Linked DNA regions of Mus musculus: all the other regions are linked to region 1. Evidence: chromatin loops called from intact Hi-C (ENCODE). Cell type or tissue: heart. All regions are shown on one strand.

Region 1 (5,000 bases):
CAGTCTTTCTTCCTCCAGTGTTTCTAAGAGTTTACAGAGTACTGAAGTATATTATGATCTTATTCAAAACATAAAGCTCCAAGTTTAAATTTTCTTCCTTTCTTTTCTTTTCTTTTCTTTTCTTTTCTTTTCTTTTTTTCCTTTCCTTTCCTTTCCTTTCTCTTTCTTTCTTTCTTTCTTTCTTTCTTTCTTTCTTTCTTTCTTTCTTTCTTTCTTTCTTTTTTAGGTTTTTCGAGACAGGGTTTCTCTGTGTAGCCCTGGCTGTACTGGAACTCACTTTGTAGACCAGGCTGGCCTCGAACTCAGAAATCAGCCTGCCTCTGCCTCCCAAGTGCTTGGATCAAAGGTGTGCGCCACCACCGCCGGGCAAAGTTTAAATTTTCATTAGAAATTTCCCAAATAGCTTAAGAATCATTTGGAGATATTATGGCAGCCAAACTCATTTGACTTCGAAGGAGAGGTCTCTACAGAAAATGCAACTTCAAAAAGTAAGTTGAAAACTTTAAAAAGTTAGACCCACAAGGTGGGTACACCAGCAATTCCTTTACTACCACTCCGGAGGCTGAGGCAGGGAGATGGAGAAGTGGAAGACCAGCCTGGCTTTGTATACTGTCTTTAAAGAATCTTTTATTTGCAGGCCAGGTAATGAAATCAGAAAGAATTTTGATTTAAAAACAAGTAAGCAAACAAAGTTCCAAATCCTTGCAAAAACAGTCAGCCTTGTGGTGATGGCACACGCCTGCCTGTAATGCCTAAACTTCGAAGGATCACCCTGAGGCCACCCTGGGCTACATAATAAAACGCTCTTTCAAAACCAAAAAGCATAATAAAAACAAAATTGAAAACCGTACATAGATTGCTACATCACCACGCTTGAAGAGATTCTGCTTCGACATACTGAGGCCTGCGGATACAGTAATGACAGTAACTGTCAACTAAGCTGCAGCACCTTAGATCCAGTTACCAACGCCCCTCCAGTTCCGATTCCGCACGGCACCCTTCCACCCGCATTCCAGGGAGCGATCTAGGCAGGCACAGTTGTAAAAGTTCTTTTATGAACCAGGCATGGGCCACCCACACACGAATCAAGGAGCGTCCTGGGAGGTCAGCAGCTCGAACTCTATTTTCTCTCTTTCACTAAAGCCCCGCCCGGGAGGAGACTTAGTCGCTGGTCGCCCAGGCAAAGATCGCAGCGGGAGGCGACTAGGTTGCCCAATAGTTCTCTAGCTGCCCGGGTGACGCAGCAGCTCCGACCGGACTCCGGACACCCGGCGCGCGCGGCCGGCCCCCACCGCAGGCAGTCCTGGGCCCCCGCTCTGGATCCCTGCGCATCCGTGCCGTGACCAGAGCGCCCATCCCCGGGAGCCCCACGAACGCCAGGGGTAGCGCCGGTTACGAGTGCGAAGGCCGAGCCTGGGCTGGACTCGGTGGCTTTCCCCGAGGGGCGTGCACCACCTCGGCGCCCCGCCCCGCCCCGCCCCGCCCCCGCGCGTCGGCGGAAAGGCCGGGCGTGCGCGCCGCCGCCGCGCGCCGGGAAGGGGAGTGAACCGAGGCGGTGACGTCGCTCGGGAGGCGGAGGCGACAGCGACCTCGGCGGCGCCGCGCGGCGGAGACGGTTGCGCTCGATCGCGGTCTTGGCGTCATGGCGGCTGCCGGCGGCCGATAAGCGGCGGGGCGGGAGCGCGGACGGAGGAGGCGCCCTCGGTACTTCCCGCTCGGCCCGGGCGCCCGGAGATGAACTGATCGTCGGACCCGCTCCCCAGCTCCGCGCGTCTCCGCCCGCTGCCTCCCCTCCCCCTCTGCCGTCCGCGGCGCGGGTCCCGCGGCCTGGGCATCCAGGATCGCGGGCCCCCGCGCGGGGCATCCTCCGCCCGAGGCGCCGGCCCGCGCCACCCTTCGCCCTGTGCCCGCCGGTAAGGACGGGTCGGCGAGGCCGGGGAGGCCGGGAGCGGGCGAGGCCCGCGAGGCCCGGCGCGGCGCCGGGGGCGTGGGAGAGCGGCCCGGCGCATCCTCAGCGGCCTGGCGGCGCTGCCCGGCGCGCGGAGGGGACCAGCACGTGGGAGCGCGGGGCGGGTGGGGGGGAGGGGGCGGTGGCCGGGCGAGCCCGGGAGGGCGCGCGGCGGGGCTGCGGGAGCGGGAGGCGGGAAGGAGGCCGCGGCGCCCGGCTGCGGGGAGAAGGTGCAGCGGCCCCGCGCGGCGCCGCCCGGCAAACTTAGCCGGGAGCCCGGCAACTGCCAGGCGGGGAAGGAGGCTGCAGAGGGAGCCCTGGCCACTTCGGGGGCTCTTATTGTTGAGACGCGGGAGCGTCCGGAGTCCGGGCGCTCGGAGGAGAACTTAGGGCCGGACGGAGAAAGGAGGCGAGGCTGGAAAGGAAGTCCAGCGGACGGGGAAAGCCATCTTGAGGGGCGAGAGGAAGGTGAAAGGGAAAGCGCCTAGGCGAGTGAACTTTCTCAGCGCAGACTTTGCGGAGAGGAGGTGGAGGACTTCGGCCGGTTTCACCGGGGCTGGAATTAATAGTTAACGTTAGGAATTACTGTTGAGTGCTGTGGATCTTAGGTGACCTGTTCTCCCAGAGGTATGGAGACTGAGCTCTGCAGGTTGGAAATCCTGATCCAGGTGCAGAGTCGGCCCCCCGGGCGGAGGTGGCAGCAGCCTGTTTGGCCCCTCTGTTCTTTGGAGTGGAAATAATCAGTTAAGTCTCTGCTGGAGTCGGAGGACAACTCTGTTGCGTCCCGAGTGTGTCTTGGTGGTACTTTCTGGCTGGGGAAGGATCTGACGTCTCCTTCCCCCGCTTCTTCCTCTCCCTCCCCTGCCAGAGATCTCCTTTGTTTATTCGTGGTTGGCTTGTAGGTGACTCTAGTGCTCTGGCGGAAATCTTGAGAGGTGGAAATATTGTCTTGCTCCCCACCCCCGTCCCCGTCGTTTGCCTTGAAAATAAGATACAGTGTGTATTCTTTGTATTGCCTTTTTATGTTTTTTTTCAAGGCGTCTTAAGTACCTTACTGGGTATATAATTTTTTTTTCCACTCTACCATTGGTTTACCTGGTAAAAACTGTCTGTTTTGACGTTTGTAGTTTTGCTAAGATCATGATAACCTTTTATTACTCTCTTTTCCGAATGAACATTTAAAAACTTTCCTTAGCTGGATATGAAGTTCTTAGTAATAGGAGTTAGTGCTTCAGTAAACATAACCCTTACCCTCTCGTCGTTTGTTTGTCGAAGTTACCGAGTAGCATTTTCTCCTCTTTGGGAGTATGTATATGTTACTTTGTTTTAGGAATCTATATAAATAGTGCTACACAGTAGTAATTAGTCTGGAAAGTTTGTTGCTCTTCTGTCAAAACAGCACTAGCAGTGGCAGGCTAAGTCCTAGCAAGCAAGAATGCACTTAATAGATGCCTAGTTCTTGTACGTGAAAGGCGTCTGGGCCTTCGAGCCACCTCTAGTCTGATGGCCTAGGTCCATTTCTGGGAGTTCTAAGTCGGGCTTACATCTTTTCCTACAGCACATATTCTTAACTGCTAATCTATTTCCCGCAGGTGACACAGAGAGAGCCCCAGGAAACCCGTGAATGTTGAAGAAAATTCATCTTTGAAATTTTGATATTCGAGGAAATCTGCATTCATACTCATCTTTTATTAATCTGAGGGGATTTTTGTTTTATTTAAAACTTCTTGATATTTACAATGAATGGACACAGTGATGAAGAAAGTGTTAGAAATGGCAGCGGAGAATCAAGGTAAGCAAGTTCTTTAAACCAGCTGGTTACCTGAGACCTGAAACTGAGTGTTTTTATCAAATTGTCTTAGCTTGGCAAAAGTTAAAATGACTCTAATAGCAGTTTTGTTAACATTGCATATTATGTGTGTGTGTGTGTGTGTGTGTGTGTGTAAAGATAGCAAGATAGCAGGGACTATAGAAGGCTTTGATCTATTTAAATCTATTGGAGGGTTTATATTTTGAAGTAATTGAAGCTGAAACAGTAAAGAGACATTAAAATTGATTTGGCCATTAATGAACTGTCCAAATAAATGCAGTAAGAATTTCTGCACTCCTCTTTTTTTGGAGTTTTATGTCCTACACCTATGTTGTTCAGTTAGCTACTAGCCACATGCAACAGTTTAGATTACAAAACATTCAAAATTCTCTAAGTTACACCTGACATTTCAAATAGTATGTAAATGACATATGACACATGTCCACTATGTTGGACAGCACTATTGGGAACTATTTCTACCACTGTAGAAAACTTTAGATAAAATTGACGTGAATTCAGTTTATGTTTTTTTGTTTGTTTGTTTGTTTTTGTTTTTTTCGATTGTTATTTTTATATTGGTGTTTTAGAGTTCTTACTTGAACCATATTGTTTCTTAGAAATAAAGTTTATGGAAATAAAATGTTGGGCCATTTTATGTGTAAGACAGCCTTAGGATCTGTGGTAAAGCACTCACCGCTCTCCACAAAAATTCTCACCCCAAATTAAATGGAGCATTGAAATTATAGGCATTTATCAATTACTGCCTGCTCCAACGCCATTCAATTCTTTTATATTTTTAATAGTCTCCACATTACTGTTACAGTTCATTATTTATGTATACTTAACATAGAAATCAGCAAAGTAGGTGTTGGAGTCTGACTGCGCAGTCAATCCTGACTTTCAGTTACACACTGTGAATTGAGGTAAATTACTCTGTTGTTCTGATATTTGGTCTTGCAAAATGGAAATTACACTATTATTTACAAAACATAAGACATGTGAGATGCTGCCATGTCAGGCTTGAAATGGTTTCATGGACAATAGACATTGATGTCCCATGTAGGTGCTGGGATAGCTTACAAAAGCAGAGTAGTGACAACACAGAGAATTGAACATTGTAGTTACATAAGTATGGATCTAGAAGTTAAAAACCTGGGTTGAGCCTGGGAGTGGTGGTGTACACTTTTAATCCCTGCATTCGGGAGGTAGAGGCAGGTGAGTCTCTAAGCTGGAGGCCATCCT
Region 2 (5,000 bases), 140 kb before region 1:
GCTCTGAGACCTGAAAAGCAGCAAAATATTCCTCTTAAAAAGGCCCTAGAGGATGGAACAAATGTATCACAAGGCCAGGTAGGCTCTGGGTGTGGAGATGAGATCTCTACAGGGCCAGTGCTAACATTTAGTCCTGGACACACAGACACACACACACACACACACGTTTCCTCTAAACTTGTCTCCATTGGGAACTGTACCACTGTAGATACCTGGGAAGACCCTAACATAACATGGGAACATGGGAACTGAGATTTTATTTTTTTAATCTAGACTGGTTCAACCGAAGACTTCTTGTTACCTATTGAAATCAGCATTTTATAGTTCCTTTTCACATTTCTATAGCGAATTTTCTCCCACTCTCCCATCTCTGCCCATTCTTCTTTGGAGAAGTATATGGAAATGTCTTTGAATTCATCTTTGACCTGGGGGAAAAAAAATAAAAACAAAAAACGGAACATGCTGGGCCGGGCTTGGGACCCTGGAATGTGGTCTCAGTGACCAAGGTTATCCTCCCATTCCCAGAACCTTCTTTAAGCAAACACTGGATGTTCATGCTGACAGAGCAGTTGCTAATGAGCCTTTCCTCTCTCACATATCGGGACCCACCTTCTTGTCATAGGAAAAATCAATATGGTATTGGTACTCAAGGCTGTTTGCCTCTGCCCACCCCATGATCCTCCTGACTCAAGGATAACTTCGTACTACCTTGGGTTTCCACTCGAATTTCCCTGTATCTTCTTCAGGACTATTTTCTTCCAGCTTGTTGGTGTTCATGGTGCAGGACATTTCACTGGAGAGGTCCAGGGTCCTATGGTCCTATGGATGAAGAGGTAACTAAGGGCCTTAGGCGATCAGAGATGCCCACCAGCACATGGGAAGGAGCTAGGGGCTGGGAATCCATGCAGCCAACACAGGCAGCTTCTTCGGACTCCGAGGTCTAGTACTCTGGTGCAGGAGCAAGGATTCTGGACTGAGCCCTAAACCTAGGCACCGACCCTCCGTCCGGGTCAGGACCTGCGACAGCAAGGAAGGAAGATTCCTCCCGCCAACCGGTGTCCCCCCCCACCCCATTCCCACTTGCTCTTCATCTGGACCAAGGAGTCAGCCAGGGTCTGAAAGATGTTTTCAGGTAAATGGATTCGGGAATCCCGAGTACAAGGGATTGAAGTCCCTCTGGTGAAAATGTAGGAACGCTCTGGCTGAGATTTTAACTTTGGGGACCTCGGGCTGAGGAGTGGGGTGCATCAGATTGAAGGAATTGGGTTCGTAGGCTAGAGGAGTCTTTCAGGCTGTGAAATAAGGTTTGGAGACTCGCAGTCTGACGAGATTTGACGATTATGTCACGAAGAGTTGGGATTTGTCACGTCGGAGGTATTTAGGGTCCTGCGGGACGAGAGCATTTAGGATCTCTGGAAGCCAATCTGGAGTGACAGACAGGTCCTCGAGACCGAGGGCGTCTGGGGTCTTTGGGGCTTAGGAGAGTCTCTACGCTGAGAGTCCAGGTTTCCTGTCTGGAAACTTAGTCTCTCTGAGGCGAGCTACCCAGGTTCCTCAGGCAGAGGCTGGGTTGGTTCCGCACAAGTGCATTTGGGACCTCACTCAGCCAAAGGGCGTTTGGAGTTCCCGAGAAGCTGAGGTGACCGGGTGTGTGCGTGTGAGCGCGCGCGCGCGTGTCACGCTGAGGGGGTCCGAATCTAATTTAGGGGATATGGGGTCTCACGGGCTGAGCCTAGAAAGCCTCGCTGGTCCTGAAGGTTTCGCCTGCACTCATGGTCCAGAATCCCGCGGCTCTGAGGCCACCGCCGGCGTTCGTCCCTCTGAGGAGTTCCGAGGCTGACTGACAGGAGAATCCGCCAATTGACAGACAGCTGGCTGAGGGGCGGGAACAAGAAAAGCGGAGGGCGGAGCTCTGCCTGTCAGTCAGGGTGCAATTCCTGCCCGTGGCTTTCTCCAGGCTGCCCCTCCCCTCGCTGGGATTGCCAGGCCCCTGCACGAATCAGGTAGTGGCCAGCGCGCAGGCGCACACTTGTTCTCTGTGCGGCGTCCGTTCCTTCAGACTCCTCTTTTTCAATGTGGCAGGCTGTGTTACCTGACCTGTGTCCTGTCTACTAAAGGTCTTAAAACCATGGAGCAGAGCTTTAAGTGCTTAGGTCTGCTCTAGAGTGGGGTTTCAGTCAATCTCCAATTGGAGCTGGGCACCGGGAAGCCGGGGATGAGGGTGGGACCGGAAGTCCAGCTTTGGCAGGCATACCCTGAGCTCACGTCTCGCCTGAGATAAGTAGCTTAATCAAATAGATAGACAAAATCAAAACAAATAAGGCTCTCCGGAAAAGAACCTAAAAATTAGGCTATGAAAGAGTTTAAAAAAAAAAAATTTAAAAGCCTCTAATTTAACAATAACTTTAATAAATAAGCACATAGGTTTACTAAAATGTTCGTGGCGTAATAATAGAGTGCCTTGGCTAATATAAATCGTTATTACTGAATAGAAATTAGCTTATAAGAGGGGTGGAGAGATGGCTCAGTGGTTAAGAGCACTTACCGCTCTTGCAGAGTACACACATTCTCTTCCATCACCATCGCGGGGGCAGCTCACAACCCCTCACCCCGTAACTCTAGTTCATGGGATCTGATGACTTTGATGACTTACGTGGTGCACTTACGTACACTTAGACCTACGAAAATACACATAAATAAATAGATCTTTTAAAAAGAAATTAATTTAAAATGTCTAGTGATAAGAATACGAACTACCCGCTGCTAGTGCAAAATAAACAGGCACAGGTGCGATACCCCAACTCTAGTTTGACTTTCCCTTCAATTCTGCTACCTAAGCAATATTAGACTTTTAAATATATATATGTATATATTATTATATATATTATATATGTGTATATATATATATACATATGTATATATATGAGATTTAAGAACTTTTGATAGTGCTGTGAACGCACTGTTTATTGGCTGCCCTAAGTTTGAAATATGTAGACACAATCAGCTTAAATCTATGACTGACTTCTTTTTTTTGTTTGTTGGTTTGTGAAAGAAAGATGAAATTTCAAGACCTGTAAGTCATATAAAGTACTCAGAAATTGCTGGTTGTTTGTGAGCCTAGAGGCTGCCTGGGGCTGAGAAAAAAGAAAAACAAACCTGGGTATGCCCCGTAGTTAAAACATTCCTGGGAACAGCTTAACCATAAGATAAAGGGGAATGTGAGGACATAACAGGGCTATCTGAACTGAGTCAACAACTCACAGAACTCTGACATCCTACAAGTACATGTAATTTTTCTGCTGATGTTTGAATAAGCCAATAGTGTATCGCTATGCTGAATTCCACACACCTAAGCCCCTTACCCCATAAAAACCCCTAGCTTTCGAGCCTCGTGGCTATCTCCTATGTGGGATGCATGTTGGTCCGGAGCTCCGTAATTAAACGACCTCGTGTAATTACATCAAGGTGGTCCTTCGTGATTTTTTGGGTGCACACCAAATCGGGAATTGAGTGGGGGTTTCCCCTCTAGGTTCTAACATTTTTTTTTTCACCTGTGATGGAGTTTATTGTGGAGAAAAGTAACAGAACTTGGCTGGATAAAGAAAGGAATTTGGACATATAACTAGTGTGGGTGCTTAGCCCCAAGCCTCAGCAGCCCAGCCATGGGTCTGCACGGTTCTTTCGCATCAAGAAGTTAATCTTTCGAGTCATTTCCATGTTGTAGATCCTCCAGCATGTTTCATAGCTCTCCCACTGGTGGCAGCAAGGCTTCTCATAGTAGCGTCGTCGCTTTATGACTTCCGTAAGCCCATCCGTGGTAAGGATTCTGTTTAGGGTCCTGCAGGCACCTTCCACGTTCCCCTCCTGAACCATCACAGTCCTGGCAATGAACTTCAGATGTTTAGCCATGGCCTTGTATTTAAATCTTCATTCTTCCGGGACTATAGACTGGGGGCTCCGAATTTGGACTCCGGACTCTCTATGACTGACTTCTTAGTTTGTCTCTCACTTGCCGAGATTGTCTGGGATGAATTTATTTAAAGAACTGTAACGGTAGATGTAAAATCTGAACAAATTAGGAGCTTGATGACCCACATAATAGTGGCAGGAGAAAGTGGACTGCACAAAGTTGTTCTCTGACCTCCACTGGGCCATGCAGGAGAACCATGCACGCACGCATGCAGGCACACATGCATGCACGTCCTCTACCAAAACATAGCAGTTCAGACTTTGAAATATTGATAGGCAATGAACTGAGAACAGCAATGGAAAGAAGTAGATTATGAATTCGTAGATGCCTGTTCAGATATATATAAAAAAAAATAGTAAGTACATTACACGGGAATTAGGCAATCCTAAAACTCAAATGAAGCTCCACAAAAGACAGAAATCTGAGACTGATTGTTAATAAAAGCAAAATTGAGGAACTCTAATTTCCTGTGGTGGGGAGACAAAGCTACAGATAAGGCTTGGAGATTCATTTTAAGAATAGGCAAGGGGCTGGAGAGATGGCTCAGAGGTCAAGAGCACGGACTGCTCTTTCAGAGATCCTGAGTTCAATTCTCAGCAACCACATGGTGGCTCACAACCACCTGTAATGAGATCTGATGCCCTCTTCTGGCACGTAGGCATACATGCAGGCAGAATACTATATATAATAAATAAATCTTAGAAAAACAAAACAGTCAAGTTCAGTTGGGACTGGTGGCATAAGTCTGTACTACCAGCCTCTTGGGAGCTCAGAGAAAGAGAAGGCTTGAAGATACAAGGGCGTTACGTACCACTTAGTGAGACGTGGTCCCAAAATGAAGGAAGAGGACTGGGAATATAGGTCAGTGATAGAGAGGTTGGTAGCATGCATGGAGCTCCAAGTGCAATCCCTAGTACCACACACACAAAGATCTAAATTCCAGTAAACTCTCTGCTGAAATAAGTCTACTATACTAAGGAAAGGTATACTAAGGTTCTGGTTGGAAGGTAGAGTTAGATGAAGTATTCAC
Region 3 (5,000 bases), 210 kb before region 1:
ATTTCTTTAAAATATGAGATTACTTAGAAACTATCTCATATTAGTGTGCTGTATATAAGGATTAAATTAGTTAACTATAAAATCCACCTGACACTTTCCAGTTCTTCTAGCAAGTGAACAATAACCATTGTAGAATACAGTAAGACAGCACTATGTGTACACAGTAGGACGGCACTATGTGATGACTAAGCACCTGGGCACTGGAATTATTCATGCCACTTATTAGTTGTGTGACTTTGGATAAATTTCTCATGTTCAAATTGATGGTACTACAGTCCCTGTTCTGTTATAGAGTGTGAGAATTAAACACATAATTCATGTAAGTGCCTATTTCCTAGTAGAAAATAAACATCCAGAAAACATTACCTACTATTTTTACTGAAGCAAGTTTTGCACTAAAACTCCAAAGCAAAAAAGAATGGCATTACAAATACCATGAACAGCAACAGAAGGGAAAAAATATTACCACAGGCCACTCAAGCAACTTAATTAAGGTTACCAGAGACATACAAACTCCTCATGTGATGGGCTGCTGTAGAAGACCCCAAGCACCAAGCTGGAGTTTAGAATTCTAGCAGAGTTACACAGAACAAAAAAGAGAATGTTCCACTTGCAAAGTGAGGTTTTAATACAATTCTCCCAATAGTACTACGTGAAATGGGACATAATACTGCTCCAGTAAGAGTGCTGTGACAGAAGGAACGCAGGATGACAGGAGGAAGAAGGGCAAATTCAAATACGACACCAATGTATGCAACCAAGGTTTTACAACTCCCTAGATGTGTCTGCTGAGGAAAACAACATATCCCCACCCCTTTAAACTGAGCCAAGACTTCCAAGGAGCAGCAGTAACTGAAAGGAACAATTACCCTGCTTGTTTTGTTTACTAACATGGGTTATGGAGAGATCAGAAAACTCGGTTAGATACGGTTTCCCAAAGAGGCCGGAATTTCAGGGACTTTTGAGAAATAGTTACAGAAACAGACTTAGGAATTATAAAAGATTAGTAATTATATAAAGGCCTCAAGTGACAAAAACCTGGAAGCTACAAAGAGAAATTTATATATTGTAGAATCTGAGGCTGCTTGCAGGGCTAGTTGCAATAAATGCTAAAAGGCACAAAAGAGAAAAGTGATTTAATGGATAGGTGTAAGTAACTATGAACAAAGTGATGGATAAGAAGAAGTAAAGGAGGTTAAAAAAAGTGACTCATGAGTACTGCATTCGGAACACCTTGAAATTAACACATCTTACAAAGTAAGTACTTAGTGTTCACGTGCAGCATTAAGCAGCATACTGGAAAAGCAAACTGAAACTGGACTCGGCTGAGAACGCTATGAATTTAAATCCGGTTCTAATTCACACCAGCTCTATAGCCTGGGCTGTTTAGATGCCAAGAGTCAAGAAGTAAAACTATGAAATTATTCACTTAACTGCTTGAAATTAAAACAAACAAACAAACAAACAAAAAAACCTACCTTGAGTCTTCCCCAATCTATAAGTAACTGAAAGGAGCCCACATAGTACATTCACAATTGCTCTTCAAAAGGTACAACCAAGACTAAAATCAACCTTTCACTATCTGTATGATCAACGCTCAACATTCATAAAGCCATATTTAACGTTTTTGCTTTTCTTTCTTGAGACAAAGATTCTCCGTGTAGCCCAGGCTGTCCTGGAACTTGCTCTGTAGACCAGACTGGCCACGAACTTAAGAGACCCACTTGCCTTTGCTAGCAGTAAAGGCGTGCTCCACCACCGCCTGGCTGGTTTTGCTTTTCTTAAACAAGCCCCCCCCCCGCCCCCCTTTTTTGGATAATTAGCTGTTTCAACTTCTAATTTGATGAAGAATACCCCTGTATTGTCAACGGTCCTAAATACAAAGGAAAAATATCTTCGAATAAAGCGGATAATTAAAATGCTAAAGTAATTTGAGAGTAAAAATAAACACACACAAGGGTCCGACTGCCTAAGGCTGTGGATGCAGCTCAGTAGACCTTGCCCAGCAGGCTACGTCTCAAGAGCAGAACAAAACAACCTTCACTTTCATCCCTGAAATTAAGTCTGGTTAATCATGTTAGTTTCCTCTTAAAACAACAAGTGATCAGGCGGCCCAGCGACAGAAACAGCTACTCGTCTAACAACCAAGACAAATCATAACTTCATGTTCGCCCGTTGGCTTTAGAAACGTGTTCAAGCCCTACCAAACAACAGGCCATAGGGCGGAAGATTGAGGTGGGAGCCCGGTTGCTGGAGCAAACGGCACCGAGGGCGTCCATGCACAACTGAGTGCTGGGCTGCAGGCTACATCCCTGCCATTCCCACACCCGCCCGTCGCGACCCCAGGCTCGACCCAGGTGAGGGCAGCAGGCCCAGGCTTTTACCCTCCGTTGAAGGCATAAGGCGAAAACCGCAGCTGCACAGGGCCGGCGGAGCCGTGAGGCCCCATTCCCAGCTCTCGTTCCACGTCTCGGTAAGCAGCAGTGGAAAGCATCGCGCCTAACTCCTGCTGTCTCACGGCAAAATGGCCGCCGGGACCGGTCCACTTCCGCCTCCCTCGCCCCGCCCCCCTAGGCTCCTCTAGCCTGCACTCGTCGTTGCTCTTGGAGGTCTACGCCTGCGTCCGGCTAGCGCACAACCTGGATCCGCCAATCCTGCCAACAGAGAAACCTGTTTTATAACCCTAAGAAAACGTTTGGATTTACTCATGGCGGATAGAAAATTAAAAGTCTGACCATACCAAAAAAATTAACCCAATTACAGAGCAACGACAACTCGGATGTCACATTGGCGAAGTGGCACAGCGTTTGAGACGGGTTAGTAGTTCATGCTGCATTCAAGGCCAATCAGGACGCATGTCAACTGTGTGGTGTACGCAGCCACGAGACCCAGGAAGCAATACCAGATTTCTTTAGCCAGAATATGATGGTTAATATTGTTAATTTCACAGAACTTAGCATCATGTAGGTAAAACCCATGGATGCGTCTATGCGGGTGTTTCAAGGTTTAATTGAGGAGCGAAGACCCAACTAAAATATAAGCGGCGCCACCTCATTGCCTGGATTTCCCGACTAAATAAAGAAGAAGCGAACTAACATTTATCTATTTATGTTTCTGGTCTGTGGATGCAATCCAGTTGGCATGCTTCCCCCTGGGTTGTATCTCCTCAAACAGTAAGACAACATAAAACCCGCTTCCCTTATATTGCCTCTTGACAAGCCTTTGTTAAGTTTTCTCAATTCCCCAGTCTTCTGAGGTTTCCTGTACTTTCAAGAGAAAATGTTTCCTTTAGGGGAAAATAGATACACAGTACTATTGTACTTATTAGAGTCTGTGTAAATAGACAACCTATACAACACCTACACACATAACACACAGATACTGTCCATCACACACACAGACACACACACAGAGAGAAAGAGAGAGAGAGAGAGCGCTAACCTTAACCTAAAGGAGCTCATTACCTCGTTGATAATGCAAAATACAAGGGAAAGGAAGTACGCAGAACAACACATGTATATGCCTTAGATGAACTTCAGAAGGAAAAAAAAATTAAGATATGTTGGAATCAATCAAGCATTATGAAGCAGCCTAAGAAACAGCTGACGTTTTCTTGTGGCAGCAAGGAAGAGAGCTGGTAGTGACCGAGCTAAAAATAGAAATGAATCTGTGACTACAAAGTCGCTTGTTTTGTTGTTCTTCCTTGAACGTAAGTTAACATCTACTGAGAACATGATGAGGAGCGTTTGCTTGACATTTTCCTTAGCCACCTCACAAATCTCAAAGGGGAGGAGCCAGTAAGCTTGCCAAGCAATCTCTGGAGTTCGAAGCCAGCCAGTTCTACAGAGTGAGTCCCAAGAAAGTCGGGGCTACACAGAGAAACTCTTTCTCACAAAAACAAATCATGGAAGACTGAGGATGTAGTTCAGTGGTAGAACGCTTGCTTGGGCTTGATCGCCATTGCCACATCCCCAACTGTTTCCGCTACACACTCAATAGATCTCTCTTTGACAGCTAGAAAGGGCCGTCGGAGGCCCCGCCCCGGAACTGCTGGTACCCGGCCCGCTCGTTTCCTTCCCAGTGTCTCACAGCTTAAGCACAACAAATCGGACTGCAGTCAAGAGCGCAACTGGCGGAAGTGACGGCATCAGATGTGCGTCAGGCGTTCGGTGGATCGAGTCCGGTAGCGGTGGCGGGTATCTGCTGGCGGTTTGGCTAGGTTTCTGCGGTCGCGTCATTTTCTCCGCAGTGCCCAGGTAACGGTCCTTTCATCCTTTTCTCTGCTTGGAGGCCTTAATAAAGGCGACTTCTGCAGCGGGTCCCCGGAGTTTGCCGGAGGAGACGCGAGTGGGCGCGCGGCCGGGCTGGGAACGGTCCTCCGCGCGCGCTGCGGCGGCTCCGCGAGTAACCAGTCTCTGGACCATCGCCTCGGCGGGGTCCTGAAACCCAGTACCAAGGGTGAGCGTCTCCGAGGGGCTGGCACCGGACAGCCCCGCGCACCGCACGTCTCAGCCGCTTCCCCCGGTGGGAGAGTTTTACCCAGGCCTGCAGCCGCCCGTTTTGTCCCCAGTAAGAATAATTCTGTTAGGAAGCGGTTCTCGAGACTCAGCATCTCGCCAGAAGCCTGAGAGTCAAGCTAATCGAGATTAACATAAAAACGCATGCTGCTTTATTTACACACTGTCGGTCTTTAGCCTCAAGTTAAGGTGGTTTTCCAAAACTCCGGGTAGGCTTCTCTGGAAAAAGATGCCGGACCGGTTAGGCAGACGCTTGAAGACTGTGCGGAATCGGTTTCCCAAATACTCAGTTTGATGGCTCAGTTTCCAAAAGATGAAAACCCAGAAAACAGCCTAAAAATAAGTTTGTGCAGCGATTATTGCGATTTTAAGATTGCAGACGAGAAAAGGTGGTTTATATCGTCTGCAGGTGTGAAATGACTTCTGCGAAGCGTACAACAAATTCCCCAGTCTATATAATCAAGCGTTCAGTAAACTTCGTTT
Region 4 (5,000 bases), 180 kb before region 1:
TTTTGCAGAAATGTATGTAAGTATGTATGTGCACGTCAAGGCCGGAAGAGAGCACTTGGATCTGGAGTTAGAAAAGTGCCATGTAGGTTTTAGGGACCAAACCTAGGTCCTCTGCAAGACTAGTAATTGCTTGTAACCTCTGATCTATCTCTCCAGTCCTTCATTATTGTGTCAGTCACAAGACGTTTTACTTGGCTAAGCTTTCTATGGTCTCCCTTCTGAGAATAAGCCCTCCCCCTGATGACTGGGTACCATTCTTCCTGCAAATGAGGCCATAAACTGAGACTCTAATTTAGTTCTATAAACCTGACTTTATGGTTTAAAAGTTCAGATTCTAGAGTAAGATCTAAGTTCTTTGTTCAAACACAGGATACCTAGAACTTCAGTTTGTTCACTGGAAGCATGAGGCAAAGTGTGTCGCTGGGTGTTTGAGCCCATGAATAAGCAATCTTGAGGCAGGGTGAATGCTGGACTGATGATCAGCACCTGTGTGGGCCAACAAAGACACAGCCCCAAAGCATGGACTCTAGAGGAAGTAGCCAAAGGATGTATGTGAAAGTGGAGCTAAAAGACTACATTACAAAGGACCTCTCTTGTCAGACGTTCTGTAGTGACTTAGGCTCTATAATCTTCTACCAAGACGTTCTCTGCCTCACCACAGATACACACTGATGGTGCCTTTCCTCCCTGCCGTTTTCCCCCTAAGGTATATTTGGTCATAGTACTGTAAAATTGATGCACAGACTCCTTACCCATGCTTCCTGTAACTTCAGAATAATCCTCCATTTCCACAACCTCAGGCAAAATTTCATCTTCTGTTTCTGTTACAATTTCAAATTCTGGAAACAGGAAGTTGTGGTCTGGAACCATATGGTCTATTTTGTCTACAATAAAGTTATTAGCATCATTAATAAACATTGAGTTTTGAGGACCTAAAATTTTCCCATTTCTAAGACGTTAAGTTCTGAGACCTGTGTTGTTGAGTGAATTCATCACAGTTGAACATCAGAGCTGCTATGGAATAGGGCAATCACTATGTAACCTCATACAAGCCATCACATGAAGTAATAGACAGTAAATGTGTGTGTGACACTGCTACATATATAACATGGCTTATTGTCAGTAGACAGGCTCTTACTATGTTGCCTAGATTGCCCTCTAACTCCAAATCCTCCTGCAGCTGGCACTCGAGTGCCAGGACCACAGATAGGCACCACCACTACGAGCTGAGTAACAACTGTTAGCACTTGCTTGTTCTTAAGTATTAGATATTATACACAATACCTAACACTAAAGATCTGTTTACACCAACAAAAGCATGAATAAAGTGGAGAGATACAGTCTACAAAGACACTGAACAATTAAGAATTCATTATTCGGATCAGGGATGCATGAATGTGATTGTAACGCTTTTTGCATGACCACGGTTAACTACTCTTAATAATACTACCTGTTAATAAAGCTGGTTGTACTAACCAGTACCCCAGAGCTCGTGTCTCTAGCTGCATATGTAGCAGAAGATGGCCTAGTCGGCCATTACTGGGAAGAGAGGCCCCTTGGTCTTGCAAACTTTATATGCCCCAGTACAGGGGAACACCAGGGCCAAGAATCAGGAGTGGGTGGGTAAGGGAGCAGGGCTGGGGGGGGGGGGGGGGGTATAGGGAACTTTCGGGATAGCATTTGAAATGTATATAAAGAAAATATCTAATAAAAAAATAAAGCTGGTTGTGTTTTAGATTAGCGAAGTGTTCATGTTACCAGTTCCTAAAACTTTTAAAGTATGTTTTCTAATTTCAAGTTTAACCAGAAACTGGAGTACCTCAGTTGACAGAGACGGTAAGGCTAAGTTGTCTTACCTGACTGTGTACAAGCCTGCTTGTGTCCCAGCCGCCAGTCTAATGTCTGATGCTCCTTGCTGCAGTAATGTGCCTGTTTGCACCTAGAGCATGTCATAGGGGCCAAGCAACCACAAACCCGACAGAGATGGGCTCCAGACTTGAGCTGGAGGCACACACATTCCGTACCCAAAGCTTCTGTTTCAGAAGGGGGCTCATAGGAGTAGAATGCGTTGTTCCTTGGTAGCTGATTACGAAAAACTGAAATGAAGAGGAGAAAGGGGTACGTGAGATTATCTTTCCGTGAAACAAAATAATTGAAACATTTGAACCGTTTTCGGTGCTTCACCTCATAAAACCTCATTTAAGGAAAACCTAAGGTTTTTGCTTTCGGGGTGGGGGGGCGGTTTTTATATGAAAGGGAATAAAAATAAAAGCTAAAGAGCTTTTAAACCCGGGAAGAGTTCCGTCTGACAAGAGAAATTGGCTTTAAGGAGTCCGTGCCCAGGATGAAAGGGACACGATTCTAAGACAATTCCGGTACCTGAATACAACCACTCGCGCCAACCGATCGTCCTACGTCCAGGGTTCAGCCCCCGTGGCAACCCTCGCCCGGGTCCTGTCCCGGCGGCCGCTCACCTCGCAGGCCGGCGCAGCACGGCGGCTCGCGACAGCAGAAGAGAAAGAGGCTGCGGTGGAAGGCGTCGTCCCGGCCCGGCAGCGGTGCGTACACCTGCAGCAGGAAGGCGAGCGGGCGGCCGCAGCGCGCACACGCCAGCGCCCCGGGCCCCGGCAGCTCCGCCAAGCCCAACCACGCGGGCCGCCCGCCCACTTTGCTGGGAAACTGCTCGCTGCGCAGCCTCCAGGCCGGTGCCTCCTCGGCGAAGCCCAACTCCACAGGACCAGGGGCGGCTGCAGCCATGCTCGCAGCAGGACTCTGCCACCAGGCCGGAAGAGGGCGGTCACGTGTTAGGCCGGAAGGCGGGAGGCGGGGTCAGATCTCGAGCTGGGACCGGACTGGAGGTAACCCTATAGGCAGGAAGCAAAAGTGAATAAAGGACGCTGGTGAGCAAGACTACCTCCATCGAACTGTCACTGTTTCTGGGGATCCGAAGGCCGGAAGCTCTTCAGACCTCTGAGATTAGGGTGTCGGTTGTAGATCCTCAGGTTGGAGTGAGGGAAGTGGGGGCATTCTCAGCACTCGGGGACAAAAGACAAACTTTAATTAGTTCGCAGCTGTAGCCTTTCGCTATTGGGTAAGAGACTCAGCCCGGATCAGAAACATTTCATGGTTTATGCCGTTAGATATTGTCATAATCTTTGTGATTATCTTAGAGTGGTCTTTTAAAATCTCTGCTTCAAAAGAGGTTTTTCCCGGAGCTGAGCAAGTTTTACAGAAGCTGAATTTTCAGATTTTTATTATGACAGTTTCTCTAGCAAATGGAACTTGCTAAGTGGATATTGGTGGTGGTCACTTCTTAAGGGAGAACAAATGCGTGCTTCCTTTGGAAGAGAAAGGGGCAAGTAGGCTTCCCAAAGCAGAAGTTAGCAGTTTAGGTTATTCTGTTATCTCAGAACAGAGAGTTTCTTATTCTCTTATCTTAGTTTTATGAAACTGAATACATCCTAAGTAATGTCGCCAATCATAATTAATGTTGAAGTTTGCTATTTTTATCTTCTCTTTCAAAGGGAGGCTCTGTTCTCCTGTGGAAGAATTGAGGTTGGGGGCGAACCCACACAGACCCTTGAAACCTGTCCTCATGCAGTTAAAGGATGTTCAAAACTGGGGTGGAGGAGAAAGATGACCGGATACAGTTGAGGAGGAGCACTCGAAACAAACGTAAATCATAGCGCTCTGCTTCACACAGTTGGGTGCTCCCATACTCGCTGCCCTGTGTGTTGGATTTAGACAGGAAGCAAGATGTAAAGACAAAACAACAGTGGGTTTTTTGGCTAGTGTAAACAAGAATTCCTGGAAAGGAGCTGTCTACAAAGTCTGGTTAACTAATAAAACTTTTTGACTTTGAAGAGTTTAGAATCTTTAGAAATGGTACTATTTCTCTTGGGTTGTCTTTAGCCCCTTAAAGATACCTTAGTGGCCGCTTTTGTGTCAGACCTAACACCTTGATAAACAGATAAAGACTATTGGACTGTATTAACAAAATGCTATTCTCCACCAATCAAAAGGCTAACAATGCTATCAGATGGTGTCTCAGGTCTGTACTGAGATTCCTCTGTAACTACTTAATGTTTCCACAAATGCATTCATTGTTAAAATACCTTGATTTCAAATTTCCTTTTTGTTCTGTTACTATAAAAACTCCATGAAAGTGCTTCCACACTGGAACATATAGTACTTGGGAAGACATGAATATATGTTCCCGGGCTACGATCATTCAAATTTGGCTCCGAATGAACTTTTAACTCCCTTTGAGGTGAGAGCTGTAGTTTTTGCGTCAATATTCGTAATGGAACTGAATGAAGTGGGTTCCCATCTTGGTTCGTGCAGAGCCAAATAAAGCCCACCCAAGACAGAAGAGTGAGCACATCAGTGGCCTTGCTGAACAACACAATCAAGTAGATTTTATTTATGTGAAATAGGAGGCTTCATTCCTGAGGAGTTTAGAGGGGTCAGCCTATTTCTGAACTTGCTGAGTTAAAGAGCATGCTTGTGATCTTGCTCAATTTAAGGTAACTTTAAATCCTCCTCCACTTCCCTTTTTCTTTCAGACACAGTGTTTCCACGTGTTGTATAAGTCAGACCTTGAGACCAAACTACATCGGAAAGTTGGAGAATTTGTCTTTATTATGTTGGCAAGCCTACTTGGCAGACACATAAATCTACTGCTCTGAGGAGTTCAGCCCTGGTGCAGAGTTTACATTTATAGATAGCCCAGCATTATTTTCTACCTTCTGAGTTATGGGTGAGTTTAGCCTGTGAGTAAAGGCAATGGGTGAGGTGAGATGGGATTGAATTTTAGCTACATAAATAAGGCCCATGAGCAACCATATTTACAGAAGCAGAAACTATGAGGTTAGAACAGTTATTTTGTAATTGTCTGTTTCTTACCAAGAGGGAGGTGTTCTGCTGACACGAGTGTATAGAAGCAAAAAATACATAAACAGGACATAAAGACATGGCCACGATGCCCTGCCTTTAAAAAG
Region 5 (5,000 bases), 300 kb before region 1:
TTCCTCTTCTGGCCTGTCTGCTTGGCAATGACATCACTCCAGAGAGCATGTTTGAAAGCTTTCGGTACAAGTGCTTGTCATCCTATGCTTCTGTGAAAGAGAATGCTGGCAAAAAAGGAAATATTATCCTAGCTGTCTCAGACTATATCTCCAAAGTTCTTCATTTGTATCAAGGTGAGAAGAAGATAGAAGAGATGCTACCCTTGGGGCCAAACAAAGCTCTCTTTTATAAAGGAGTAACCTCATATCTTTTGCCAGGGCAGAAATCTCCATGGTTAGTTCAAAAACCCAAAGGCATGATAACAGACAAACAGCAAATGGTGAGTTTAAATCCCGAATCCAAGCAAGAAGTCCCTATGTGTATTGATCCTGAATTCAAGCAAGAAGTTCCTGTGTGCACTAATCCCGAGTCCATGCAAGAAGTTCCCATGTGTATGGATCCTGAGCCCAACCAGGAAGCTTCCATGTGCACAGATCCCGAATCCAAACAAGAAGTTCCCATGTGCACAGACTCCGAATCCAAGCCAGAAGTTTCCCAATATACAAACCCAGAGAGCAAGCAAAAATTACCTTCAGGAATAGACACTGAATTTAACCTAGAAGCACTCATGTGTACACACCCTGAATTTAAACAAGAAGATGTCATGGATATGGAACCTGAAATAAAGCAAGTAACCATGGTTTCCGAGTCTGAGATCTTAAAGGCAAGTGACTGTGCCTCCCCCACCTCGGTCCACAATGTCGTGATTGAAAGCGTACCTACTAACGGGTTTGATCGTGAGAAGAGGACTGTAGGAGGATGCAGACGAGAAACCTCTTGAGTCTAGTTAGGGATTTATGAAACCATTTCATAGGTACATCTGATACTGCCTTGTGAATAGGATGGGAAAGAGCTGTAGGATTCTAGGAGAGACTGTTAAGGGTTAAAGTGTAAAGAGAAGGCTTCCCCCATGGAGTCAGGCCCTTGGGAGGACAACATTTGCTTTGAATAAGTCAAATGTGGGGTTGTAGGAACCCTACAGATGCAGTGATTAAAATTAGTGTCACTGTGAGGCATACTGGTAAACTATCCAGGCAGGAGCCTAGGGATCAAGGAGAGGGAAACCTGGAAACAATATGGTGCAGCCACACTCTAAAAGCTGTAAATGCTAGGAGCTTGGGCGACTGTAAGTTAACATTACATAAGTATCAAAGAGCGCAGTTTCACACTAGACTCGGGCTTTATCTTTTTCTCAGTCGACTCTTACAACAGCCCTGTGAAATAGGTACTTTTGTAGTCATGCCTAACTCTGCCATCATGGCTTCACTCATGCTAAGCATATGCTTAACCCTTGAGCCGGATCCACAGTCCTGTTATCTTGGTCATACAGATAAGGTAGATATCCACAGGAGTGGCCAGAAAACAAAACCAAACAACAAAAAAGTCAGAAGTGAAAGAGGGAATTAAAAATTAGAAGTGGGGCTGGAAAGATGGTTCAGTGGTTAAAAGCACTGGCTACTCTTCCAGAGGACCTGTGTTCAATTCCCAGCACCTGTAGCAGCTCACAAGTCTCTGTAACTCCAGTTCCACCTGTGCACATGAAAAAAATAAATACATTTTCAAAAAAAATTAGAAGTAATTTTGCTGTTAAAAAATATCACCGAGAAATCCATGAACATTTATATTGGAGATTGCATTAAAAGTGTTTCTCATTCTTTTCTTTGTTTTTTTTATTTGTTTGTTTGTTTTGTTTGTTTTGTTTTGTTTTGTTTTTTTAAGACAGGGCCTCTCTATGTAGCCCTGCCTGTCCTGGAACTTACTCCATAGACCAGGCTAACTAACCTTGAACTCACAGAGATCTGCCTGCCTCTGCCTCCCGAGTGCTGAGATTAAAAGTGTGCACCACCACCATTCAGGCTGGCTTCTCATTTTCAAGGGAAAGGCACACCAATTGGTTGCTCAGTGCCAAATGGTCTCCCTGAAAACATACATGTAAGTATGGACTCAACAGGCAATATTTAGGAGTGTGCATGTATATGCAAATATATATATATATGCACCCAGTAGCAGTTAATGGAAGAACAGGCCTTATACTTGAAAGAGTTGGGAGGGTTGTATGGGAGGCTTTTGAAAGAGGGAAGAGAGAAACATGTTAATTATATTATAATCTCAAAAACAACCTGGTTGTAGGTTTGCTTTGATTTAAAGAAACCCTAGCAGCTAAGCAGGCCTATGTCATGTGTCTAGTAAGAAGAACCGGTGACTGACTAGGCTTGAGTCAACCATTGCTGTTTATTGATCATGTAGGGAGTCAGACATTTTAAGTCTTTCTGTGTACTAACTCGTTCAAACCTCTCTGTGATCTGGCGGCTTTTTAAATAAAGTGTGTGTTACAAAGAAAGCAACAATATGGTCATTAAGACTCCGATCTCAATGATGAGTCTGTATAATTAGGTCTACATAGGTGCATATAAATTAGGTCCAAAGATTTGATCGCCTAAGTCATCCTAACATGACATTTTAAATGCCTTTTGGTAGACAGTTTAGATTTAAAATTCTGGAGTAATACTGTAGACAGAGCATAACCTTTATTCCCACAATAATGAGATTTGTTCTTTTCAAGAAGAAAAAAAAAGACCCTACATGAATGAAGATCATTGTAGACCTTTTGATCTAAACTGCTTATTTAGTGAGCAAATTTAAATTGTGTCTGCTGTGTGATATGAAGAGAACAAATGCGTATGCTGGACCATGGCTTTTGCTAATAACTGAAGCCAGATGCAGTGAAACATAAGAGCAAAGGGAGGGAGGGAGAAAATTTGAGCACATGAATACAGCTTCTAACAACAGCCCACTCGGTAGAAGTAAAGGCTGAGGCTCGTGAGCAAAGAATCATCAGATGCGGTTGGGAAGGAGGGATAGGTTTGTAGATCAGGCAAGTCATGATTGAGGTGAGCCCAAGAGGGTAATGAAGTGGGACGTTAGAAAGCCGTGGAGTTGGAAGCTCAGTTAGGAGCCCTTTGTAACAGCCCTAATCTAAGGAACTCGGTGAGCATATGCCTGTTGGGAGAGCTGAGCCCTCCAGCAGACAGAATAATAAGGTACTGCACAGGTAAATATAGGATTGCTAGATTGGAGGACCCAGGAGAAGAGTAATATGAAGTGAAGGTTTGAACTTGTTAGCCCTAAAACAAAACATAAATGCCACTTGATGTCAGGTGTTTGAACTATACAGTCCCCTGTCTGGGTATTTTAAACTGATGAGTGGTGTTGACCGTTTCTCTGTAAAACTCAGAAGTTTGGTTTTTTTTTTCAAGGAGAAATGTGTTGCATTTGAATCCTTGAACAGGTTGCCAGGATGCATCACGTCCACTCAGAAAGCTACCTAGTGTACAACATTCTGAGCAGTGGGGAGATAGAATGCAGTAACACCCTGGAGGATGAGCTGGACCAAGCCCTCCCGAGCCAAGCCTTTATCTACCGCCCAGTCCGGCAGCGCGTCTACGCACTCCTACTCGGGGACTGGAAAGGTGAGGAGGCCAGTTGGTCTGATTCAGCGATGGTTCTCTCTGGAACTGGATTCTGAGACATGAAGGAGAGTGCTTTCTCTCAGGACAAGCAGACGACAGGTTCTGTTTGTCTGTCAAATCTACTTGAGAACACCATGAAAGGTTAATGCTAGGCTGGTGAGATGGCACAGACTGCTTTTCCGAAGGTCCTGAGTTCAAATCCCAGCAACCACATGGTGGCTCACAACAATCCGTAATGAGATCTGATGCCCTCTTCTGGGGAGTCTGAAGACAGCTACAGTGTACTTATATATAATAATAAATAAATCTTTGGGCCAGAGTGAGCGGGGGTTGGGGGTGGGGGTGGGTTGACAGGAGTGAGCAGAGGTCCTAAAAATTCAATTCCCAACAACCACATGAAGGCTCACAACCATCCATTCAGCTACAGTGTGCCCATATACATATACATAAAATAAAATTTTTTTAAAAAAATTAATGCCATGAAACATTACCATCTCTGCGAGTTTGAGGCCAGCTTAGTCTGCATAGCAAGCGTCAGGACAGCCAGCACCACAGAGAGAGACCCTGCCTCAACAAGCAAGCTAGGGGATGCCCTGCTCCTCCAAATGAACAAACCTGGATTACTCTCAGATTGGAGCATCCCAGCAATAATGGTTTAGAATCAACACTGCTCTTTGCTCCTGCCCAATGCCAGCCCCTTCCCAGGTAGTTGAAATCAATGTCTCTTCTCCCTGCCTGCATAAAGAGGCCAAACATCGTCTGGAAATATGTACACAAAACCGGAAATATAAACAGACTTACATATTTAAATAGTCCTAGGAAAAACAAGTGCAGGCTAAATAGGAAGAGTTTTCAAAGTGTAAATGCATTGCTGGGAGGGAGGTCCCTGAGGAGGGTCCATCCCCAAACTGAGGTTACTGTAGATACAGACAGCCTTGGTCTGTTCAGTGTAGGAAGTCAGGAAGGGTGATGTGAATGTCTGTTCCCAGGGCCCTGTGTGAACACATCTGTGTGAACACATCTGTGTGAACACATCTGTGTGAACACCCCGTTGTCTTCCCCCTTTGCTTCCTTCTCTCCCTTGCCACGGTGGTGAAAACATTTAGTAAGAACTGCTGCCAGGTTATGACAGTCCTTCCTGGTCTTTAAAAAAAGTATTTCAATTTTATATATGAATGTTTTGCTTGCATGTATATCTTTGCGCCATGTGTGTACCTAGTGCCTGTGGAGGTCAGAAGAGGGTGTCAGGTCCCCCTGAAAATGGAGCTTTGGGTGTTTGGGAGTGGCCATTTGAGTGCTGGGAATTGAACCCAGGTCCTCTGTAAGAACAAGTCCTTTTAACCACCAACTCATCTCTCCAGCTCATTCCTTCTGGTCTTGAACTCAGTATTTGAAGCCACTTATAAAACTTAACATTAGACTTTTAAAAATGAAAGTTGTTCTGTGTGTTTGGTGAGAATTACTGTAAAATTTCAGCTGACCCTGGGTTT
Region 6 (5,000 bases), 120 kb after region 1:
GCAGGGAGGCGGCAACAGGGCGCAGAGACATCGAGACGGCCGGACGTGGCGGGCGGGCAGAAAGAGGCGGGAGAAAAAGATACAAAGACCGTGAGCGAGCGCCGACGGCAGCCGGGAGCTCAAGGGCTGAGCCCTAGCTGGCGTGGGCTCGACGTGCGTGGATCGGAAGGACCTCACCAGCCGGAGCAGGCAGTGGCCCGGAGAGCTCCGCACCGCGGCCTGCGCGGTCAATCAATCTCAGCCCCGCACTTTAGCCCCGCCCTACCAGGCTCCCACCAATCCTTGGAGGCCCCGCCCCCGGTCAACCTCCTCCTCCACTTTCCATTGGCTGCGAGCGTGCCTCCCGCCCTCGCGTCTCACTCAAGTTCCGTGTCCGCCGCCCGCGGGTGGGGCAGCTTCTTCAAGGCTCAGCCTCCCTCCTGCCGGCTTCCTTGTGCTTTTTTTTCCTCCAACCCTTTCCGCGATCACGGTTTTCTGGTACCCAATAGAAATGGGCGACAGCGAACCGGCCTTTAACCTTTCCTTGAATTAATGAGCTTCAGGTTCAGCTTCCTCCTAGGTTTTTTTTTTTTTTTCTTCCTTGTTTTTAATGACCCTTCCCAACTCCTTTTCCTATCCCTGAGAGCTTCAGTTACTTGCAGGAAGCCAGCGCTTTCCCAAGCTCTGTGTAGCAGGTCCCCCTCAACCCCCACCCCTGTCTCAGCCAATCGCAACTGTTGGACGTCGTAGCAAATTTGTTGGGGTCTCTTGGCAGAACAAGAGTCTATCCGAGCCGCGTTAGATACTCAGATGACACCGAGGTCCGTAGCAGATGGGTGGACTGAGAAGGTACCTGCGAGCTCCCAGCGGAATTCGCTGGCAGCTGCGTGAGGCTCTGGTGTTTTGGTTTCTTTGACATTTTCCCAGCTTCAAAGCGGAGAACGGGAGTCAGGGATTGGGCGAACTTCAACGTGTTCGGTTACAAGGTAATTAGATTAATGAGAGTGGTGAGTTTTTATGCAGTGCAATTATGCCACGATTTCTTGTTGCTCGGTGGCTTTTCCACAAGTTTCCAGTCTATTAAATTAATCCAATGGTAGGTCTGTTTCTACCTGACTTGTCCTCCAAAACCTGGGGCAAACCCCCTCCAACTATCTCCAAGGAAAAGGGCTAGTAAACGGAGACAAAAGAAAGCACTTGTGGAGGAGTTGACGATAGGATCCAATTTGTCATCAGATAGTGTGAAGTGGCATCTCCTCTGGAGAGTGGCGTCAGTGCTCCTAAGAGCCACGTTACTTTCCCCCTGCCTCTGCCATTCTCCAAACTGTTGAGGACTGGCATTTAAAATGCACTTAGCGCAATCTAAATTACAGTTTGCAACTTCACCTGCTACATTACCCAGAATCTCTAATTAGGAATCTCCTATCAACTACAGGCACATTAATATTCCACATGTTACAGTGTGCTGATCAATGACCAAGGATAATTGGGGGGCAAGCCTTAAGTCTCCCCATCTTATTCATTAGACACACTGTGGATTCCTCAAACCACCAGATCCCTAATGAAGGAGACCTGTCTGTTTTTACTGTAATTTTTCATTACTTATTACAGGCCATGATGATTCAAGTGGTAAACACACCTTTCACTACTCAAGATATAATCCAAGCCTTATGTCTATCTTTAATATGCTTAATAATAGCCTCAGAGTTGCCTGGAGAAATGACTTTTCATGGGGGGAGGGCTGGAAGAATCTGACAGCTTTACATAATGGTGTATACTAAATGCTATCAGGACAAACATTTTTACCATCTTGCAGTTACTACATATAATAGACGAAACACAGTTCAGAAAATATTAATAAGCATCTTTCTTTTAAAGAGTGATCACATGATGCTCTTCTTAAAAGTTCTTTTAGCTTGGAGCTGTAGAGATGGTTGAGTGGTTAAGAGCAGTGGCTGCTCTCCCAAAAGACCTTAGGTTCACTTCTCAATGCCCACCGGCAACTCACGATAGTCTGTAACTCCAGTTCCAGGGGATTCGAGACCCCTTCACGTTCACAGGCACCAAACACACACATGGTGCACAGACACACATGCAGGCAAAATGTTCTTATACAAAGATTTTAAGTGCTTTTAGATAGCTGATTAACAGCAAAGTGTAGAGTTTTCTTACCTCAATATTTAATTATATCCCCAAAGGTACATTAGGCTATCATTACATCTCATATAAACAAAAGGTTAAAGATCAGTACATTCAATTTGGAGTCTTTCTGCTGATGACTTCGCTTTTTCTGCACTATCTTGTGTGTATATATGTATGTATATATATATATATATATATATATATATATTTTAAATACAAGGGGGTCTAGATATTCTTATCAGTAGAGGGCACCCTCGAGTTGCTTCAAATCCTGATATCAAGGAAAAAAAACTGGGGTGGTGGTGGTGGGGGAGGAGAATCATCTTTAAGGTGTTTTACTGCACCTCTGTTGTAAAATTTGACAAGCTTAAGACATGTATGCCTAACAATTCACTTTTTATTACAGCGAAGTGTTCAGCTGCTAGAGGAAAATGCTATTTTTTTTAAAAATAAAGTACAAGGTGGTTCCTATTTTCATGACATCGGGTTCATTGATACAGTCTGGGGTGAATCTGGATGTTAGTTAGCAAGATTTGAAATCAGCTTGGAAACCAAGAGCATGTTGAATGGCTGGTTATAGGGTGGCCACTCGTCAAAGCTCCCATGCATCAGGTTAAAGCAGAATTTGGGACGGGACAAAGAAAAACCCAGGGAGGAAGCTAGAACAAATGTGAGGATTATAAAAGTTTTACATTTTAATTAGGAAAAAAAGTGAGATGACTGGAAACTTGAGCAACCCCCAAATCCACCTTGTGTCTTGCCATCTGCATTCTTTCTCTCTTCCCCTTTGTTTTCGAGGAGTGGTGAGAACAGAACAGTGCATCTAAGAGACCCAGCAAAGCATACTACACCATGGGCATGCAATTGGGTAATTAAAACGGATGCCAGAAACGTTAATAGATTCTAAACATGATGCAGTTTCATTTCCCAAATCCTTACATAGTGTCTTAACTGTTCCCCAGGTACTGTATCTCCAAACCCAGAAACCTAACATGAGGGTCTCTGCTTAACAGCTCACCCAGGACAGAGAAGTCTGCAATAAGCTATTTGTGTAACCCATTCCGGAGTAAGGGCTCCCCTGCTGCTCGTTGCTCCACAGTGTTTGAAAATAAGGGGCTGGAATAGCCCAGAGTCCAGCAGCATGTAGCGCCTGGCTTGTACTTACATCATTGTTAACCCTTCTGCACCTGGAAGGGGCTCAGCGGGATCAGGATGCCCCCGAGCTCCGGAACACGCAGGACCTAGGTGTAAGAGAAGAGCCCCAGGGCTCCGTGTGAGCGCTGAGCCCCTGGAGAAAGAGAGAGAGACCACGGAGAGTGCAAGGGGTTGCATCCCCGGCCCCTTGATCCCTAACAGACTCCAGTAGGGCTCGCTTCTGGCTCTCAGGGCTAGAAGCGGCAGGTGCAAAAAGCATTTGGGAGCCGCTTGCCAGTGCTTGGAGGTAATGTGCTTCCTGTCCATTTATCTCAGGAAACCAGCACAGCCTTCCCTTCGAAACAAAATTAACCTCTCATTAGCCAGCCACTCACTCCCAAGAAGGCCTTAAAAGCTTTACCCTCTCACTAATGTATTTAGGCTTTTCTTCCAGGCAAACGAAGCCGAGGCTGTACTAACATCAGCCCCAGGGGTTCCTATGGGCTCCCTCAGGAGCCAGCCAGCCTTTCACCAGTCTAGTTTGGGAAATTGGCCAACACAGGATCCCAGTTTGTAGAAGCAGTCCGACCCAACACCCCTGAACGAACTTCACACCACCCCCGCCCCCACGATAAGTTTGTCTCTGTTTTCTTGGGCTCCTCTCACATTAAAGCTTCAGCTCCATTACCCCCGAGGAATGGGGAAGGGAATGGGGAAACTTCAGTGGCCAGCTGTTCCCAGGTCATAGGAGGCGACTGTCCCTTAGGGGAAGCGTCTACGGAAAGCTGGGGGTTGGGGAGCAGCCTTCCTTAGACTCTAGTCGGTTCCAGGCATTGCAAATTAAACGTGGCCAGGAGCTTTTGGAACGCCAGGGCTTTCTCACCCTGGACCCCACAGCCCGGAGCCTGGCAGATTTATACCACACAGGTGGACCAAGACCTAAACAAAACAGTCCCGGCCGCTGCCTGCTATTCGCCCCCCCCCCACCGTCCTCCGGGCCCACCGCAAACTTCAACAAAATAAACAACTCACCACAGGCATTCCCTTGTCTGCAGCGCGACGCTTGCCAGCTGGGAAAATAAGCCGCAAGCCACGCGGCCGGGGCGCAGGAGGGAGGCCACGCCGCGCCCGCCACTCTGCCCCAGGTGGGCGGCAGGCGGGCGGCTCCACCCGGGGGCCGCTCTCCAGATGCCGGTTCCCGAGTGAGCTCCGGGGCAGTGCTTGCACCCTGCCAGCCAGCGGGGCCTCTCTGTCACCTAGGCGGAGAGGGCGGGGAGACAGGTCCCTCTCCCCAACTTCCTCCAAACTGTTCTCTTCCCACCCCTGCCCCACGGCCACAGAGGCAGACAACCTCTGCAGCGCCGGTCCCCAGTCCACCGCTCTACCCTACTGTCCTGCTGGAGACCCGACGGCAGGGAGCGTGGTACGCCTCTCCCCGTTTCCAGGTCCTGCTCTCTCCTCTCCCGCGGTCCTACACACCGGCTTGCACAAAGGCGCCTTTCACGCCGCCAGCGCCGCCCTCTGCGCCGCCCTCCGGGCCCGCAGCGCTGCCTTTACCCACCCGGCTCATCACGGTCCTGCTGCGGGCTCTGCCTGTTGTCAGCCGGACGCGTGCGGTGTTCGCACTCCGCGCCGCCACGACGGCAACAGACCCCCCTCCCCTCGATTTTTCTCCTCGCTTTTTATAGCTGTCCATCAGTGCCCTCAAAAGCACGTCCCTCCAACTATCCTCTAGGGTCTTCCTA

The links. A loop is a pair of places that touch in the nucleus more often than their neighbours do. Peaks named below come from ENCODE experiments on the same cell type or tissue, not always from the same donor. Only the 100,000 strongest peaks of a DNase experiment are listed, where the experiment ranks them.
Region 2: it touches region 1 in a loop (2.6-fold over the local background); 8 of 42 quality-filtered maps call a loop at or near these places.
Region 3: it touches region 1 in a loop (5-fold over the local background); 3 of 42 quality-filtered maps call a loop at or near these places.
Region 4: it touches region 1 in a loop (4-fold over the local background); 12 of 42 quality-filtered maps call a loop at or near these places.
Region 5: a loop joins it to region 1, with 3 times the contacts of the local background. A loop is called at or near these places in 2 of 42 quality-filtered maps.
Region 6: a loop joins it to region 1, with 9 times the contacts of the local background. A loop is called at or near these places in 4 of 42 quality-filtered maps.

What each region holds. Positions count from the first base shown.
Region 1 is chr17:15,703,400-15,708,399 of GRCm38, forward strand. It overlaps Chd1 (chromodomain helicase DNA binding protein 1), which reads left to right and starts at 1,568. Exons shown (of 36, transcript NM_007690.3): 1 at 1,568-1,913; 2 at 3,541-3,740. The coding sequence starts at 3,688. 5830433I10Rik (a long non-coding RNA gene) reads right to left here and starts at 1,978. Exons shown (of 2, transcript XR_001782213.2): 1 at 915-1,978. In heart, CTCF peaks have their summits at 1,629 and 2,261; DNase peaks (open chromatin) are centred at 1,372, 2,382 and 2,712; H3K4me3 peaks cover 3,369 bases; H3K27ac peaks cover 2,221 bases.
Region 2 is chr17:15,562,513-15,567,512 of GRCm38, forward strand. It overlaps Prdm9 (PR domain containing 9), which reads right to left and starts at 819. Exons shown (of 10, transcript NM_144809.3): 1 at 709-819; 2 at 302-425; 3 at 1-10. The coding sequence starts at 777. It also overlaps the pseudogene Gm6686. In heart, a CTCF peak has its summit at 4,628 (motif pointing left); a DNase peak (open chromatin) is centred at 1,899; H3K4me3 peaks cover 2,003 bases; H3K27ac peaks cover 1,865 bases.
Region 3 is chr17:15,495,769-15,500,768 of GRCm38, forward strand. Psmb1 (proteasome (prosome, macropain) subunit, beta type 1) reads right to left here and starts at 2,508. Exons shown (of 6, transcript NM_011185.3): 1 at 2,385-2,508. The coding sequence starts at 2,494. It overlaps Tbp (TATA box binding protein), which reads left to right and starts at 4,120. Exons shown (of 8, transcript NM_013684.3): 1 at 4,120-4,256. In heart, a CTCF peak has its summit at 2,396; DNase peaks (open chromatin) are centred at 2,573 and 4,093; H3K4me3 peaks cover 4,308 bases; H3K27ac peaks cover 3,251 bases.
Region 4 is chr17:15,524,517-15,529,516 of GRCm38, forward strand. It overlaps Pdcd2 (programmed cell death 2), which reads right to left and starts at 2,785. Exons shown (of 6, transcript NM_008799.2): 1 at 2,475-2,785; 2 at 1,857-2,096; 3 at 753-884. The coding sequence starts at 2,757. In heart, a CTCF peak has its summit at 2,843; a DNase peak (open chromatin) is centred at 2,815; H3K4me3 peaks cover 2,102 bases; H3K27ac peaks cover 1,595 bases.
Region 5 is chr17:15,402,426-15,407,425 of GRCm38, forward strand. It overlaps Fam120b (family with sequence similarity 120, member B), which reads left to right. Exons shown (of 11, transcript NM_024203.3): 2 at 1-704; 3 at 3,330-3,510. Among named protein-coding and RNA genes, the nearest start is that of Fam120b, 8.7 kb to the left of the region's middle. In heart, no CTCF peak of the experiment used is centred here; no DNase peak of the experiment used is centred here.
Region 6 is chr17:15,826,334-15,831,333 of GRCm38, forward strand. Rgmb (repulsive guidance molecule family member B) reads right to left here and starts at 4,732. Exons shown (of 5, transcript NM_001372257.1): 1 at 4,288-4,732; 2 at 3,287-3,362. The coding sequence starts at 3,291. In heart, CTCF peaks have their summits at 406, 2,367 (motif pointing right), 3,223 and 4,773; DNase peaks (open chromatin) are centred at 328, 3,538, 3,938 and 4,608; H3K4me3 peaks cover 3,493 bases; H3K27ac peaks cover 2,588 bases; H3K27me3 peaks cover 270 bases.